Regions from separate parts of the Homo sapiens genome. Here region 1 is linked to region 2. A link is a loop called in an ENCODE intact Hi-C map of the cell type or tissue named here. Cell type or tissue: tibial artery. All regions are shown on one strand.

The links. Hi-C counts contacts between places; a loop is a spot of excess contacts. Peaks named below come from ENCODE experiments on the same cell type or tissue, not always from the same donor. Only the 100,000 strongest peaks of a DNase experiment are listed, where the experiment ranks them.
Region 1: it touches region 2 in a loop (2.5-fold over the local background); 23 of 110 quality-filtered maps call a loop at or near these places.

What each region holds. Positions count from the first base shown.
Region 1 is chr3:46,709,821-46,717,820 of GRCh38, reverse strand. It overlaps TMIE (transmembrane inner ear), which reads right to left. Exons shown (of 4, transcript NM_147196.3): 4 at 6,935-8,000. It overlaps PRSS50 (serine protease 50), which reads left to right. Exons shown (of 6, transcript NM_013270.5): 1 at 1-102; 2 at 184-384; 3 at 2,124-2,286; 4 at 3,320-3,603; 5 at 4,754-4,920; 6 at 5,339-5,704. The coding sequence ends at 5,575. Among named protein-coding and RNA genes, the nearest start is that of PRSS50, 4.0 kb to the left of the region's middle. RefSeq lists an enhancer at 3,645-3,894. In tibial artery, no CTCF peak of the experiment used is centred here; a DNase peak (open chromatin) is centred at 3,260; H3K27me3 peaks cover 977 bases.
Region 2 is chr3:46,830,632-46,838,631 of GRCh38, reverse strand. It overlaps the pseudogene PRSS42P. Among named protein-coding and RNA genes, the nearest start is that of MYL3, 29 kb to the left of the region's middle. In tibial artery, no CTCF peak of the experiment used is centred here; no DNase peak of the experiment used is centred here.

The DNA.
Region 1 (8,000 bases), 120 kb after region 2:
GTCGCTGGTGCCAGACCGTCGCGCGCGGGCAGCGCCCCCGGACGTCTGCCCCCTCCCGCGCCGGTGCCCTGCTGCTGCTGCTTCTGTTGCTGAGGTCTGCAGGTGAGTCCCTCCCGATCCCTACCCCACCCGCCTGACGCGGCCCTCGCCTTCCACCTCTAATCCGCTCGACGTCCTCCGCAGGTTGCTGGGGCGCAGGGGAAGCCCCGGGGGCGCTGTCCACTGCTGATCCCGCCGACCAGAGCGTCCAGTGTGTCCCCAAGGCCACCTGTCCTTCCAGCCGGCCTCGCCTTCTCTGGCAGACCCCGACCACCCAGACACTGCCCTCGACCACCATGGAGACCCAATTCCCAGTTTCTGAAGGCAAAGTCGACCCATACCGCTGTGAGTACCAGGGGTGTAGACTCCGTGGGGCAAGGAGGGTGACAGAGGAGTCTTAAGGACCTTGGCTGGGGCTAGGGGAGCAGAAGGGACGGGGGCGAGCAGGATAGAGGAGCGCCTCCTTCTACAGGTGTTCATTGAGCACTAAACACCTGTGGGTCAGGCCTGGTCCTGTCTGGAGGCCCAGAGCTCTGGGTGTCTTGTCCTCACAGGCCTCCCCTCCTGCTGAGGTAGGGGGCAGGAAAGTCAGAGGGGCCTGGGGCCGGCTGTGTGTTCCCGCCTCGCCTGAGCTGGCTGTGGGGCAGGTGGCCTCTCACCCTGCTCCAGGCCCTGACACCCATCATGCCTCTGACCCAGGCTCCCAGCCAGGGACCTCTGGGATCTCCAGCACAGCTTTCAGGGCCAGGCTGTGTGAGCCTTCCTGTGGTGTCTCCAGGGTGCACACGTAAGACGTTCTCTTGCCCAGTGGCTTTCAGGCATGTTTAACAGACCCACATAAGACTGGGACTCAGCACATAGCATTTAACTGCCACAGAAAGTCACCCAAACAGGACTTCCAGTACCCTGTGCTGTGCATGCCGATGTTTTCTTGCCTATGTTATCCTTTAAAAAGGCTGGTCACGGCCCACTTACATTTACAATCCACGAATCCATTTGGAAAACACTAGGAATGGGACTCCTGAGATGTTGGATATGTGCATCTTCAATCTAGAGAAATTGTTTTCCAAAGCGGCTGCAGCAGTGAGCACTCCCACCAGCCGTGGGTAGGCATTCTGGGTGATAATCCTCACTGACACTCGGTGTCACAGATGTTGCGTTTTTGCCAGGCGGATGGTACAGAGCAGAATCTCATCATGATTGAAATCTGCATTTTCAGGCTGGAGGTAGTGGGTCATGCTTATAATCCCAGCGCTTTTGGAGGCTGAGGCAGTAAGATCACTTGAGGTCAGGAGTTTGAGACCTGCCTGGGCAACATAGTGGGACTCTATCTCTCCAAAAAATTAAAAAATAAAAAAATTAGCTGGGTGTGGTTGTGTGTGCCTGTAGTCCCAGCTATTCAGGAGGCTGAGGTGGGAAGATCATTTGAGCCTAGGAGTTTGAGGTTACAGTGAACAATGATCATACCACTGCACTCCAGCCTGGGTGACAGAGCAAGACCTCATCAGAGGAGGAGGAAAAGGGAAGAGAGAAGAAGAGGAAAGAAGAAGAAGCAGTCTGCATTTCCCTGCAGACTAAGGGCGGAGCAGCTTCTGTGGTCATTGGCTACTGGGATTTTCTCCTTGGACTATGCCCATTTTTCTGTTGGGGCATCCACTTTCCTCTCACTGAGCCACAGAAAGGGGTTCCCAGAGGAGGGAGAGAGCTCTGCCTTGGCTGAAGTAGGGGACATGGTGAGGGTGGAACCAGGTGGAAATGAGAACAAGTTAGTGAAGGATCTGATTGGAGCTGAGAGTGTGTTGGTGACGGCAGAGGGGCCAGTGGTACACTGGGCTGGTCGGCTGGGGATGCTCTAGGGCCCGGGCTGTGGGAACAGGGAGAGAGATATCTGGGCAGTGCTTGGACCCTTCTGAGGCATGAGACTCCAGTCCACATGTGGACAGCATCATTCCATGGTGACAGGTGAAAAGGGAGCACCCCTGGATGGGTGCAGGCCAGTGGCTGGAGAGGCACGAGGTCAGGCTGGGGGAGGGGAGGGACAGGGAAAGATCCATCCCTCATCAAGCTCTCACCTTCCTCCTCAGCCTGTGGCTTTTCCTACGAGCAGGACCCCACCCTCAGGGACCCAGAAGCCGTGGCTCGGCGGTGGCCCTGGATGGTCAGCGTGCGGGCCAATGGCACACACATCTGTGCCGGCACCATCATTGCCTCCCAGTGGGTGCTGACTGTGGCCCACTGCCTGATCTGGTGAGTCAAGGCTGAGGTGGGGTGGGTGGAGAGGTATTTGGAGCTGCTGTGGGCCCAGTCATCCCCTCCCTGCCAGCTGTTCTGGGCCCACAGTCCCAGCCCCAGCCTCATCTGGGCTCCAAGCAGGTGGAGGCTGAGTCCTGAAAATTCCTTCAGAGCTCCAGTCTTTTCAGTGTCCCACCGTTCGCTCCCCTCGTCTGGCCTCTCAGTCCCGTGCAGTCATTCCGCAGATGGGAAATGGAAGCTCAGAAGCCATTTGTCTGGCCTCATGCCTCCTCTCCACGGGAAGAAGCTCCTAGTTCTTTCATTTCACCCCCTTTGCACCCACATCCTTGTTCCTCCCTTCAATCAACCGTCTCTGACACTTCTTTGAGCAAGGCCCTGGCCTGGACACTGGGGGCAGAGGAGGGATGGATCATTCCTTCCAGCTTGTTGGGGGAGACAGAAAGGAAGATAGATGCTCACAAGGGTGCCTGGTTGGTGTGGGGACAAAAGAGGGAGTGTTCTGATGTTTTGGGGCCAGGAGTGCTGGCTGTGAGAGCTGACAAGTGAAATGTGTTCCAGGCCTAAGGGCCAACATACAGACTCCAAGGGGTACCCCGGGGTGCGCAGCTAGATAGCCAGGCCATGGCACATTCCATGGAGCTGGAAGGAGTAGAATTGCCTCCTCCAGGGCACAGCATGGGGTGAAAGAGTCCATGCTATGGACTGAGAGTAGAGTTTGGAACCAGAGAAAACTGGGTCCGCATCCCTTCCACTGCCTCCTAGCTATGCAGCCCTGAGTGGTTCATTGGGCTTCTCTGAGCCTCAGTTTCCCCCTCCATAAAATGAAGGGTCTTGAGGACTGGACCACACAGTGAGTGTGCAGGGCCCTGTTCATGTCTGTGGTGAGGAGTAGGCTCAGGGGGCTTGAAGCGGGTGGGTGGCCCCTCCTGGATCTTCTGGGAGGGCAGCAGAGTGGGGGAAGGCCCAGGCTGGAGGCTGGGGCAGGGGGCCTGGAGCTGATCATGGCCTCCCCTCACGGCCCCCCTAGGCGTGATGTTATCTACTCAGTGAGGGTGGGGAGTCCGTGGATTGACCAGATGACGCAGACCGCCTCCGATGTCCCGGTGCTCCAGGTCATCATGCATAGCAGGTACCGGGCCCAGCGGTTCTGGTCCTGGGTGGGCCAGGCCAACGACATCGGCCTCCTCAAGCTCAAGCAGGAACTCAAGTACAGCAATTACGTGCGGCCCATCTGCCTGCCTGGCACGGACTATGTGTTGAAGGACCATTCCCGCTGCACTGTGACGGGCTGGGGACTTTCCAAGGCTGACGGTGAGTCAAAGCCTCTGCAGACCAGGGCGGGTGCTGTGAGAAAGGACGTGGGTGCAGGCCAGGGTGCCACCACAGATGGATGTTTCTGAGGCACCTTCCCCAGGGAGCCTGCCGCTCCCGGGACCTTCCTGCCAGGCTCTCATCTCTGAGGTCTCCTTCCCCTTGAGGATCTCGTGGGGAACACCTCACTGCTGCTCCAGCCTCAGGGGACCCTGATTGCCTTTGAATCCTGAGTCAGGCCAGGGCATGTAAACAGAACTTCCTTGAAGGCAGAGAGGCACAGAGTAATACCTCACAGTCCACACCCACTGCCCAGGCATCGGCAGCTTGCAGCAGAGCACCTGAGGTCGGGGGAGCAGTCTTCTGTGTTGTAAAATGCTGCCCAGAAGGCCCACATGGCTGGCTAGGGGCCGTCTGCAGCTGGAGCTCATGGTTTCCCCTCCCCTCAGTGGGCCTCAACTCCTGGTCGTCCCAATTCAGGAGCAAGGCCCAGAGAGCAGGTGTGTTCTCTCAGGAACATCCAGGGGACCCTAGAACTGTCTACTTCCTTCAGGGGGTCCCCAGCCCATAAGAGAGATGCCCTTCCCTGTGGCCTCAAGGAACCAACTTACTCTCAAAACAGCTCAAGGGGGCTTCAGCCCATGTGGGAGGACCTGGGAGTGACTTTGTCATCCCTGCTGTGGCCTGTCTCCTGTCTCCCAGGAGCTTAGGCCAGGGACAGGGACACACTACTCAGGGAGGCAGAAGGAAGAAGCAGTGCCTGGCCTCCATGGAGGGGTCTGGGAAGGCTCAGCAGGGAAGAGGCCTGTGGGAGAAGGGATGCTTGAAGAGAAGGAAGGCTTGGCAGGCCCTCAGGAGGGAAGGAGTGGCAAAAGCCAAGAGGCCGAGTGTGGTGGAGGTGGTGTCAAGGGCCCCAGTGGCCTGGGCACTGCAGGAAGCGAGAGCAGGCCCGGCAAGGCTGGGTTGGGGGTACTCTGCTCCGGGGGCTCTGTGTTGAGGGCCCTAGATGGGTATGGGCTAGAACGAGGGCAGAGGTGTGTGGCTAAAGCAGAAAAGGTGGGACGTGGGGAACAGTGGAGAGAGGACGAGTGAGGCTGGCGGTAGTGGGCAGCGGTGAGTGGCTGCGCCTAAATGGGGCCCTGTCCCACAGGCATGTGGCCTCAGTTCCGGACCATTCAGGAGAAGGAAGTCATCATCCTGAACAACAAAGAGTGTGACAATTTCTACCACAACTTCACCAAAATCCCCACTCTGGTTCAGATCATCAAGTCCCAGATGATGTGTGCGGAGGACACCCACAGGGAGAAGTTCTGCTATGTGAGCGGCCTCTCCTCGCTCACTCCCCTTCAGGGGCACCTGGGGGAGAGGCATCTGGGGAGGGAGAGCGGAACGGTGGAGGTTGGGTAGGGGAAGGGAAGGGGGTGGGCAGGACTCTGGGATATGGGGATGGAGGATGTCGGGGGAGACTGGGAGGAAACAGATGGGGGCTGGGAATGGGGATGGCTGTTGGAGGTGAGAGGAGTGGGGGGTCCGTGGGGAGATGGAGGGTGGGTGTTAAGAGGTGGGGGATGAAACCCTTTGAGGAAGAGCTCCTGGGTCTGGAGCACTTCTCACCTATGTTGGCACTGGGGGACTGTGGAGGTGTGGTGTGAGGACATCCCGCCTGTCCTGGAGCTGGGTCGTCTCTGGCCTTGCCTGGCCTCCCTGACCCTTACTCCCCCAACCCTTCCCACAGGAGCTAACTGGAGAGCCCTTGGTCTGCTCCATGGAGGGCACGTGGTACCTGGTGGGATTGGTGAGCTGGGGTGCAGGCTGCCAGAAGAGCGAGGCCCCACCCATCTACCTACAGGTCTCCTCCTACCAACACTGGATCTGGGACTGCCTCAACGGGCAGGCCCTGGCCCTGCCAGCCCCATCCAGGACCCTGCTCCTGGCACTCCCACTGCCCCTCAGCCTCCTTGCTGCCCTCTGACTCTGTGTGCCCTCCCTCACTTGTGGGCCCCCCTTGCCTCCGTGCCCAGGTTGCTGTGGGTGCAGCTGTCACAGCCCTGAGAGTCAGGGTGGAGATGAGGTGCTCAATTAAACATTACTGTTTTCCATGCCTCCTTCTTCCCCGGCCTCAGAGGCCCCACGTTTCCTGGGCCTGCTCTGTTGGGAGTCCACAGGTGAACCAGATGAGGGTGAAGTGGGGAACTCCAGGCAGTTTACACTGAAAATTGCAGAGCCTCCAGGATCTCCCCCATTCAAAGGTTCGGGGTGGCTCCCGCAGAAGGTGGAGGGGGTGTGAAGGGGTGATATTAGGGTCAGATGATCGAGGGGCCTGGAACATACCGCCCAGGCTGAAGCTGGGGCTGCCAGGACCCAGCTGGGGTGCAGCTGTCTGGGCTGGAAAGTGGGTGCTCTTTCTGTGATAACTGTGGGAGTCGGGCTTTCCTTGACTTTGGCTGATTTCTGGCAAGAGGCTAGAACACAGCATTTCATTGCCCCAAAGAGCCATAGTGAACTTTGACCCTCTGTCTCTGTCTCCTGTCTGGAGACAGTGACAGACACCCACTGGAGTCAGATGTTATTCCAACCACCAGCAGCCAGGCCTGCCCATAAAAGGCTAGTGGTGGCCCCATGTCAGGGGAAGGGCAGGTGGAGCCTAGGCCTGGACTTCCCCAGTCTTCAGCAACTGCTGCTCTGTGTGACCCTGAGTGGCCCCTACCCCTCTGGACTTCTGCTGCCTGGCCACATGGGAAAATTCTGCATAAATAGAATGGCCTTTTTCACCCCTATGTATGAGAAGCCCATGGGTTGGACCCCAAGGGCAGAGGTCGGTCAACTGCCTCCATCTGGTGTCAGAGTCCTCAGCTTCCATGGCGGGGCCTTTGGCCATGGCTCTGCCCCTCACTGCTCCTAAGACCCCATGTCATGCGCTTTCCTCATCAGCCTGGATCACTCTCCTCCCTGTACAGTGATGATCCAGGTCCAGGTCAGGAGCCAGGTTTGACTCTTCTGTGTCCCCAGCACTGGGCACAGACCATCACAGGTCTATTGAAAATCATGAATGCAGCCTTGTGAACTCAGCACCCAGAGAGCTGGCAGCGTCCCTCCCGAGTCCTGTGCCTGCCTCCGGGATGGGCCCAGGTGACTGCAGCTGCCCCTCAGCCTCTTGGCTCCCATTTCTCCCTCTATCTCATCCTAATTCAGGCTGGCAGAAGAGTCAGGGAGGGGACTTTGGCCTGGCCTGAGCCATCTGTCACTGACTGCTGCATCACCCTCCACATAAATGCCCCAGGAATAGCGCATCCTGAGGGGTCATCTCAGGAGGCCATTTTCTAGGCCTGGCTCTGAGAAGGCAATCAGCTTTATTCACAAATCTCTGCAGGCTGCTTTTCCAGCAGGCTCTCCTGGCTCAGAAACCTCTGGTGTCTCGAGACCTTAGTGTTCAGGCCTAGGTTTCAGAGCCTTAGTCTGTTCGATGCCATCTGGAAGTGCCTCTGTGCATCTTCCCTCCCCCAGGTGCTATTTGGGCCTTTGTCTTCTGGTCAGAGATGCTTCTTTTAGGTGCCCGTAGTGGGAAATGGTAGAAGAGGAAGCTGCAAAGAAGCTGGCACTGTTATGGTCAGCAGGCAGAAGGCCCTGCTGTGATCTTCTAGGGCCCTGGGACCTCCCAGCACAGCTGGGCATAGAAGGGGCCACCAGAACAGCCCGAGGTCCCCCTTGGCTTCTTAAATATACTCTGATTCCCAAGAGGAGCCCAGACTCCAGCTCTCTTTCCGGCACCCTCTAGCCCATTGGCCTTAGCTCTGTGTACCCCTGACCCAGCCCTGCAGCCCCCAGCCCCGAGCTCGAGCCTCGGGGCCTCATGCCGGGCCTGGCAGCAGCCTCAGCTTCATCACAACGTGTGAAATGAGGGTAGCCCATTGCCTTGAGCTTGATGTCTGCTGGGCTGGGGGTTCCATTTCTGAAGCCACCTCTACTTACTCCCTTGAGCTGGATCCCCTGCCAGGCTTGGGGAAGTCTTCTCACCACTGGGGCTCCTCCCTGGCCAGACAGAGTCCCTCCTGCTGCCACAGTGTCCCCCAGTGACCCTCTCTGCCTCCTCATGGCTACTCTGGGTGTGGCCTCACACCCTGACCCATGCACTTCAGCCATTTCGTGCCAGAAAGGGTGGCTGAAGTAACCCCATATCCCATTACTCCTTCACAGCCACTGCCATCCCTGGCAGAAAGGGTGGGAGACAGGCAGGTCTGGGTGGGGAGAGCAGTGTATCTGCAGAGGGACGGTGGCACCAGACCACCTCTGCCGAGACAGTACCCATGTGGATGGGGTGAAAGGAGCCAAGCCTAGGCTGGGGGGCAGGACACCTACGAGATTGTCTGGTTCCTGCCCCTGATGGGCCATGAGGATGT
Region 2 (8,000 bases):
AGTTTTGCCTCATGGTCTGCAAATCCTAAAATGTTTCCTATCTGGCCCTTTGCAGAAAACGTTTGTTGACCTATGAACTAGAGTCTACAGATATATCCATCATAGTGTTTTCAACTCCCCGTGTAATAGTTCCAAAATCCATGTCACAGCTGAGTCTGGTTTTGTTGATTGGTTTGTCTCTTGATAGTGTGTTATTTTTTGTTTCATTATGTGTCTCATAATTTTTGGTTGAAAGCTAAAGCCTTCTTGTGAAGGCTAGTGGAGACTTGGGTAAACACTATTTATGTGCAAAAATGGACATGCCTTTTCTTTAAGGAGGAGGCATTGAGACAACTCTGTCAGGTTTTGTTGTTAGTATGGTTACTCTCAAAAAGTACATAATTCAAATTCTTCCAGTATTATTTTTTTGCTTAGTGGCTGGTTTGTTGGAGAGTTTTTCTCAGTGTCTGTTCAAATCACAGTTATTGGTCTTTTCTTTGTGCCTACGTCTAAGAGAGGATATCTTTCTGTGCTTTTACCCTCACTCTTCCAGCAGTAGACTGCTGTTACTTGTTCCTGGACACTTGCTATCCTGGTACTGGGGGGCTTTCTTTATTGTTCTGGCTCAGCCTCACTCTTAGGCAAGTGCTATGTTCTTGGCTGTTAGTCATGGGGCCTTCTAAGTGACCTTGCCCCTCTCCCAGAATAGATAGTCTTTAAAAGTTTGGAGCAGGACAGTTTGCTACTCTTCCCCGAGAAATAGAGGGTATTTAATGTTATCTTCACCCAGCTATAACAGGCTTTTACCTGTGCCCTGGAAGTGACATTTTTATGCCCCCTCTCCACCCCGGTGGCATAGGGCTGGTGTATTTTGTGTGTGTGTGTGTGTGTGTGTGGTAGTGGTAGTGTTAGTGGTGGTGGTGGGGTTGCTGGGAATCAGAGTAGAGGATCCAGGCCAGATGTCATGACTTTCCCACAGTGGCTTTTGCTCACCTCCCCAAAGACTGCACTGCGGGCAAGGCTTTCTTTGGTCTCTTGCCCTTCCTCTAATCTTTCTCTTGAAGACCTGGTGGAAATTTGTGGAGAAGGGCCTGTGAGTAGATGCAAATTTGCTTCACGTTTGCAGCTCCCACAAATTCTAAAGTCTTACTCTAGGCCACACTCTGCCTTTCACAGTTCATTAAAAGATAACAGGCTGCCACAATAGATGTTATTGTGGAAATGAAAGATATAAGGACTGTGGGGAGGACTGGTTACTTATTACTACACGAAAATTTTAAAGAAGGCAAATGGCAATATTGAATTTTAGTTTCTTGGATTAAAAGCTTCTATGATTTCCTGAAATAATTTCATATTCCTTGTCACTGCAGGATTGATGTAGTTGAAAATAAAATGTAGTATCTCATCTTTTGGGCTGCTGAATTTCAACATAAATGGAATTAACAGCTTCATTATAATTCTTACATAAAAGTCAGGGCATTGATTGGGAAAGAGTGAGACCATGAAAATTTCAATGAGGCATATTTGGATAGATTTAGGACATCTGACCCCCAGCCACACTGAACCTCCCTTGCTAACAGAAGCAGTGCATCTTCTGTTTTGACAAGGGTGGTCTTCTCTACCCTAGAGCTACTGTATTGACTTCAACTGAGGAAGTTACATGGTAAGGGCATGCCAGTTCCATACCTACCTCTAGTAGGTCTAAAGGTCTACTGCCTCTAGACCCGTACCACCCCAGCAAATCTTTACTGCCTCTACACCTAATAAGTACAGTCAGATCCCAGCAAACTCTAGAAGGACAGATACAAAGTATAACCCAGGGGGAGAAGGCTTCCTTACAAAAAGAACTGCAAGATTTTGCTAACTTTCATGGGAAAGAACATGGGAGATATGTACAGGACTGGATTCTACAGACTCTTGATTAGAGAGGCTTGGGCCTAAATTTACCAAGAGTACATTTACCAGAAATTCTGAATTCAGTTTGCTGGTGTCCATTTGTAGATACCAAACAGGCAGGTGAAAGTGACTCTACATCAAGCTAGTCCAACCTGCGGCCCATGGGCCACATACAGCCCAGGACGGCTTTAAATGTGGCCCAACAAAAACTTATAAACTTTATTAAGACATTAATTTTTTGTGATTTTTTTTAAAGCTCATCAGCTATCATAAGTGTTAACATATTTTGTGTGTGGTCCAAGACAATTCTTCTTCCAGTGTGGCCCAGGAAAGCCAAAAGATTGGACACCCTTGCTTTACATGTTTACTTGTTTATTTTTATTTTTGAGGCAGAGTCCTGCTCTGTCATCCAGGCTGCAGTGCAGTGGTGCGATCATGGCTCACTGCAGCCTGGAACCCTCGGGCTTAAGGGATCCTCCCACCTCAGCCTCCTGAGTAACTAGGACTACAGGCACAGCCTACCATGTCCAACTAATCTTTTTATATTTTGTAGGTACAGGATTTCTCCATGTTGCCCAGGCTGGATATGAACTCGTGACTCATGGGCTCAAGCAATCCTCCTGCCTTGGCCTCTCAAAGTGCTGGGATTACAGGTGTGAGCCACCGCACCTGGCTGCCACTTGGTTGTTTTAAACCTGAACTCAGTGGTGGCCCACACTTGACTACCAAGTGTGATATGTCAGAAATTCCTTGTTTGTGGGCGGCAAGCCACCCAGGTGCCCAGGCAAGAGACTGAAGGCACAAGCTGTTCCAGTATAATAAAGAAAATAATTAAATTAAGAAAAGTTATACTAGAAATAAGATATAGGTATGATTATTATTAATCATTAGTTTGTAGTATTACTTTGTTCTATTATTATAATAATCTCTGTTTTATAATTATAACCTAGAAAAAACCAGGCCATACAGAATTAGGAGCTGAAGGGACACTGTGAGAGATGACTAGAAGACAAGAGCGTGAGCCCTCTGTCATGCCCAGATAAGGGCTTCTTGAGAGATCCTTGGTCTAGTGGTAGCGCCAGTGCCTGGGAAGGCACCCGTTGCTTAGCAGACCTTGGTCTAGCAGTAGTGCCAGTGCCTGGGAAGGCACCTGTTACTTAGCAGACTGGGAAAGGGAGTCTCCCTTTCTCTGGAAGAGTTAGAGAACACTCTGCTCCACCAGCTCTTGTGGGAGGCCAGGCCTGCCTGCAGTCATCCGGAGGCTTAAACATCTCCCTGTGGTGCTGTGCTTCAGTGGTCATGCTCCTTGTCCACTTTCATATTCTGCCTGTACGCCTGGCTCCTCCTTTTAAGTTCTTAGAAGATAGCAGTAGCAAAATTAGTGAAAGTATTAAAGTCTTTGATCTTTCTGATAAGTGCATAGAAGAAATGCTGATGTATGCTGCCTTTCCTCTCTCCCTCGGCTACCTGTCGGGTGGACACGTGACTTGCGTGACCTTATCAATCATTTGAGATGACTCATACTCCTTACCCTGCCCCCTTGCCTAGAATACAATAAATAGCAGCGTGTCCAGGCATTCAGGGCCACTACCGGTCTCCGCGTCTTGGTGGTAGTGGTACCCTGGGCCCAGCTGTCTGTCTCTCTCTTTGTCTTGTGTCTTTATTTCTACGATCTCTTGTCTCCGCACACGAGGAGAAAAACCCACAGGCCTGGTAGGGCTGGTCCTTACACTTGTTCAATGTAGAGACAGAGTTAGAGAGAGGCAAATATTGGGATGGATTCATGATGTGTGACCTGCTCGCCCACTCCTCTGAGCTCCAAGAGGGCCATAGAGAATGCCCCCTTCACCAAGACTTAGAACAATAAATTGGTGAGGAGAGCACTGGCATCCGTGGAAAACACTGTCATGGCTGTCCACTTTTGGACAGGAAAAAGTGGAACATACAGCAATTCAAAAGTTGTTATTGTTGTTGTTTTTCCTCCAACTTCAACAAAGATGAAGCCAGGAGAGGCAGAGGCTTGGTAGTAGCTCTTGGGCAGCAGACAAAAGGATGAGCTACCAGAACAGACAGATTAGACATTAGGGACACAGAGCTAATAAGAGTGGATTGACCTGCGGGCTGTTTAAAAGATGTCCCTGCGACTGAAACAGAAGAGCAGCCCACTCCTCTGTCTAGCCTGCTTAATCTGTAAAGCCCTCCTACCCCGATATCTAGGTCTGGTGAATGAAGCCCTGATTTGAGGACGCTATGGAGAATGAGGGCTCCTCCATGAATTCCCAGAAGGCCCATCCTGACCAGCTCCAGGCCAGGTACCATGCCTACAAGGTCAGGGGCAGCATCGCACCAGCCTCCTAAGTGCCGACCCTAAAGCGGGAGTTCTCCATCAGGGGCAGTTTCCTCAGAAGTACCCTAATCCCTTGGCCCTGGGCAGGGTTCTGGCTGGACATAGTCTGGAGTGAGGATCTGAGTGAAACCGCGAGGGCGACATTTCCCATTCAGACAAGGAATCTAGCAGGACCGGGGTCCAACAAGTCGGCTCGGCCATTTCCACCCCCTAGGCACCGGCCCTGCCCCCTCGTCCCTCGCAGGCGCCCTGGTTCCAGCCAACCCCTGGCAGGGGCGCGAGCTGTCTGGAGAGGGGCAGCCGGTATCCATGACATGTCCTCTGGCGGCGGCTCCCGGGGCCTCCTGGCGTGGCTTCTGCTCCTTCAGCCCTGGCCCGGGCAGAACTGGGCGGGCATGGCGGCGCCACGCCTCCCGTCCCCTCTCCTCTCAGAGGAGGGCGGCGAGAACCCCGAAGCGAGCCCGGCTCCAGGACCTGAAGCGGGCCCCCCACTCAATCTGTTTACGTCCTTTCCAGGTGACTCACTGCGTGGGAGGCCCGGAGGCGGAGGTTGGGGCGCCAGGCTGGGGCAGGTGCTACCTGGGAGCCTGCGGTCCGCGGCCCGGGGAATCTGAAGCGTGGCTCGGGAGCCCCGGGGGACATGGCCTCCTTCTTGGCTGTCGTCGGGGCGCCCGGGGGAGTCAACTCCTGTGTCTTTGAGTGAGTTCTTCATCCTACACTATCCTCACCCCAGTGTGTGGCCGAACCCCTCTGAGAATCGTGGGAGGAGTGGACGCGGAGGAAGGGAGGTGGCCCTGGCAGGTGAGCGTGAGGACCAAAGGCAGGCACATCTGCGGCGGCACCCTGGTCACCGCCACGTGGGTGCTGACGGCAGGCCACTGCATTTCCAGGTGAGGAGCGGCACGCGGGGCTGGGGGCCGGCCCCCTCAAGCACACACAGTTCCATTGCCCCGGCAATTTGGCGACAAAGAAACAAAACTCACAGTGAAGCCGGAGTGCATCGGTCGTCTTGCTGTAGGCATGTCTAAGTCGGGCAGACAAACCAAGTTTGAGAGTGATCAAGGAAGGGTTTTTGGTGATGGCGATGGGGTGGTAGGGACAGTGGCCCGGGAGGTTGAGGCCAGTTTCAGAAACATTGGAAATGTATGGAAAAGGCACAAAGGATGTTTCCCAGGCCTTCTCTTAGAGGCATCTCTTCCACAGCCGTTTCCATTACAGTGTCAAGATGGGAGATCGGAGTGTCTATAATGAAAACACAAGTGTGGTGGTCTCAGTCCAAAGAGCTTTTGTCCACCCTAAGTTCTCAACAGTTACAACCATTCGAAATGACCTTGCCCTTCTCCAGCTCCAACATCCTGTGAATTTTACCTCAAACATCCAGCCTATCTGCATCCCTCAGGAGAATTTCCAGGTGGAAGGTAGGACCAGGTGCTGGGTGACCGGATGGGGCAAAACACCAGAACGTGGTGAGACTTCAAGGCAGGAAGCAAACTTGGGGCAGAGAGGAGGCACCCTTACTCCTGGAGTAGACATGAAGGCCACAGAAAGGGGCAGGGAGGCAAACTGCCTGGTGAGTGGCAGGTGGTGAGGGGCACGCAGTTTAGCAGCAGTCAGGGTCATGGTTCCTGGTTGGCTTGGGTGACATCAGAAACTGGGTTGAGTTCTTTTGTTGCAACACAAATATTTGATGGCAGCCATTTAGGAAGACTTCTGTCCTGGAACTGGAGTTGCTCAGCCAGGAGAAGAAGAAACACATGGGCAACATCTCCTTCTGTGGATTCGTGGGGGCACTGTGCTTGACTGGTTTGGGGGATTTTTAGGTTCCCTGGACAGAGCAAGATGCTATAAAGTTCTCCCCAGGAACAGCTCAGAGGGTGATGAGCTGTCTGCCAGTCAGAGCTGCTCCTCATTCGAAGCACCTGCTTTGGTGGATAGGGTATTTTCTGTTCCTGGGGATGTAGAGAGAACCAGAAGACTCCTATGGGTCGGGTGTATGCCCTCCTATCCCTGGGGAGAAGCTGGATTTGGTACTTCTGGGGCATTTTCTGCCTGAGAGTCTGTGATCCTGCTCTAGACAGTAAAGATGCTTTACTGATGCACAGGACACACTCTCACTATTACTACTGATACTTACAGTGACGATACTTGGTTGTCATTTCTCAGGTTGGCAAGGCCTTGCCTCTCCCTCTCCTGAAATATTCTTCCTGTTCCTGTCTTGGTTTTGTTTCTTACGTCCTCCTCTCTCCATGTCAACTTTGGGCCTTCTGTGTCAAATGAGAATAATACTCACTGCCTTGGCCTTTTTCCAGAGGGATGCTGGGTGCTTAGGGGCCTATTGTCCACTTGTGCAGATCTGATGATCTTCTTTGATAGGAGAGAAACTTGCATCAGAAATTCTTCAGGATGTGGACCAATACATCATGTGCTATGAGGAATGTAATAAGATAATACAGAAGGCCTTGTCATCTACTAAGGATGTAATAATAAAAGGGATGGTCTGTGGCTATAAAGAACAAGGAAAGGATTCTTGTCAAGTAAATTCATGGATCCTTTCCCCATTCTCAGATGGCAGAGTCTGGGTTATTTGCTGCTTCCTCTATTCACACCTAGTTGAGTTAAAGAGATTCATAGAGGGAAACCTGCCATGGCTGCCCTAACTTGGCCTGGTCTGTTCTTTCAAAAGGGAGATTGCACTGCCTGGGGGCACTGCTGGCATGTGGGAAAGTTGGGGTGGGTAATGCTAATAACATATGCTGTACTAATTGAGGTTCTCCTATGTGACGCTCACCATGCCAGTGTGGACATTAACCCTCATTATCTCAGTTAAACCACACCACAACCCCGCAACATAAACATCACACCCCTTGGATGAATGTGAAAGGTGATATCCAAGGACATTACTTCAGGATCCTCCTGTGAGTACCAACTCCCAGACCCATGCTCTTCCCTCGGCACCAAGCTGCCTTCCTGAGGAGGAGGCATTAGAGCTGGGTCTTAGAGAATGAGTATTTGGATTTCTTGGAAAGAGGAAAACAGCATTGTAAGAAGAGGGAATAGCATGTACAGTGGCTCAGAGGTCTGAGGGAACTTCTCATGTTAAGGGACACTTTACACATTTGGAGAAATGAGGCAGCAAATGTGGCTGAGAAGTGGGTTGGAGTCAGAATGTGTATGGCTTGGAGTGCGGTGCCAAGTTTCTAGATTTTGCTCTGGCAGGACTTGGGAGGGAGGCTTGGTGAGCATAATTAGATTTGCCTTTTAGATAAATGACTCCCTGAGCTGTGTGGTGCATAGATAGAAGTCTAAATGCTTGTTTTCATCACCTAGGCTGTGATAAATGGAGTCCTGAGCAGTGCCTGGGGCAGGGAGGCCGGTGAAGGTGTTTTTGAGTTTGACCCATTCATTCTTGTTGACTGACTGCATGTAGGGGTGGGGGTGAGGGAGAGGTTCAGGAGGACCCTGTTTTTCTGACTGAGATGATTGGTCAGCAGAGGAGGTTTGGGAAAGGACACGCAGAATTCTGCTTGAGTTGGAGGGTGTGGGGCTGTCTGAGAGTGGAACTGAAAATATGGAGGGAGCTGGCTATGTAGGTTAGGAGTTGTAGAGAAACTTCAGGCTAAATATGAGGATTTAGTGGGCTGCCATGCAGAGGTTCAAGACGTTTAACAGCCACTATAGTTTGGAAAATGAGAAGCCATCATTTTCTCAGAGCATATTAAAGTTTTCCCATTAACTTTTTAGTTCCCATGCTCACATATTCAGTTGTCATATTCACAGA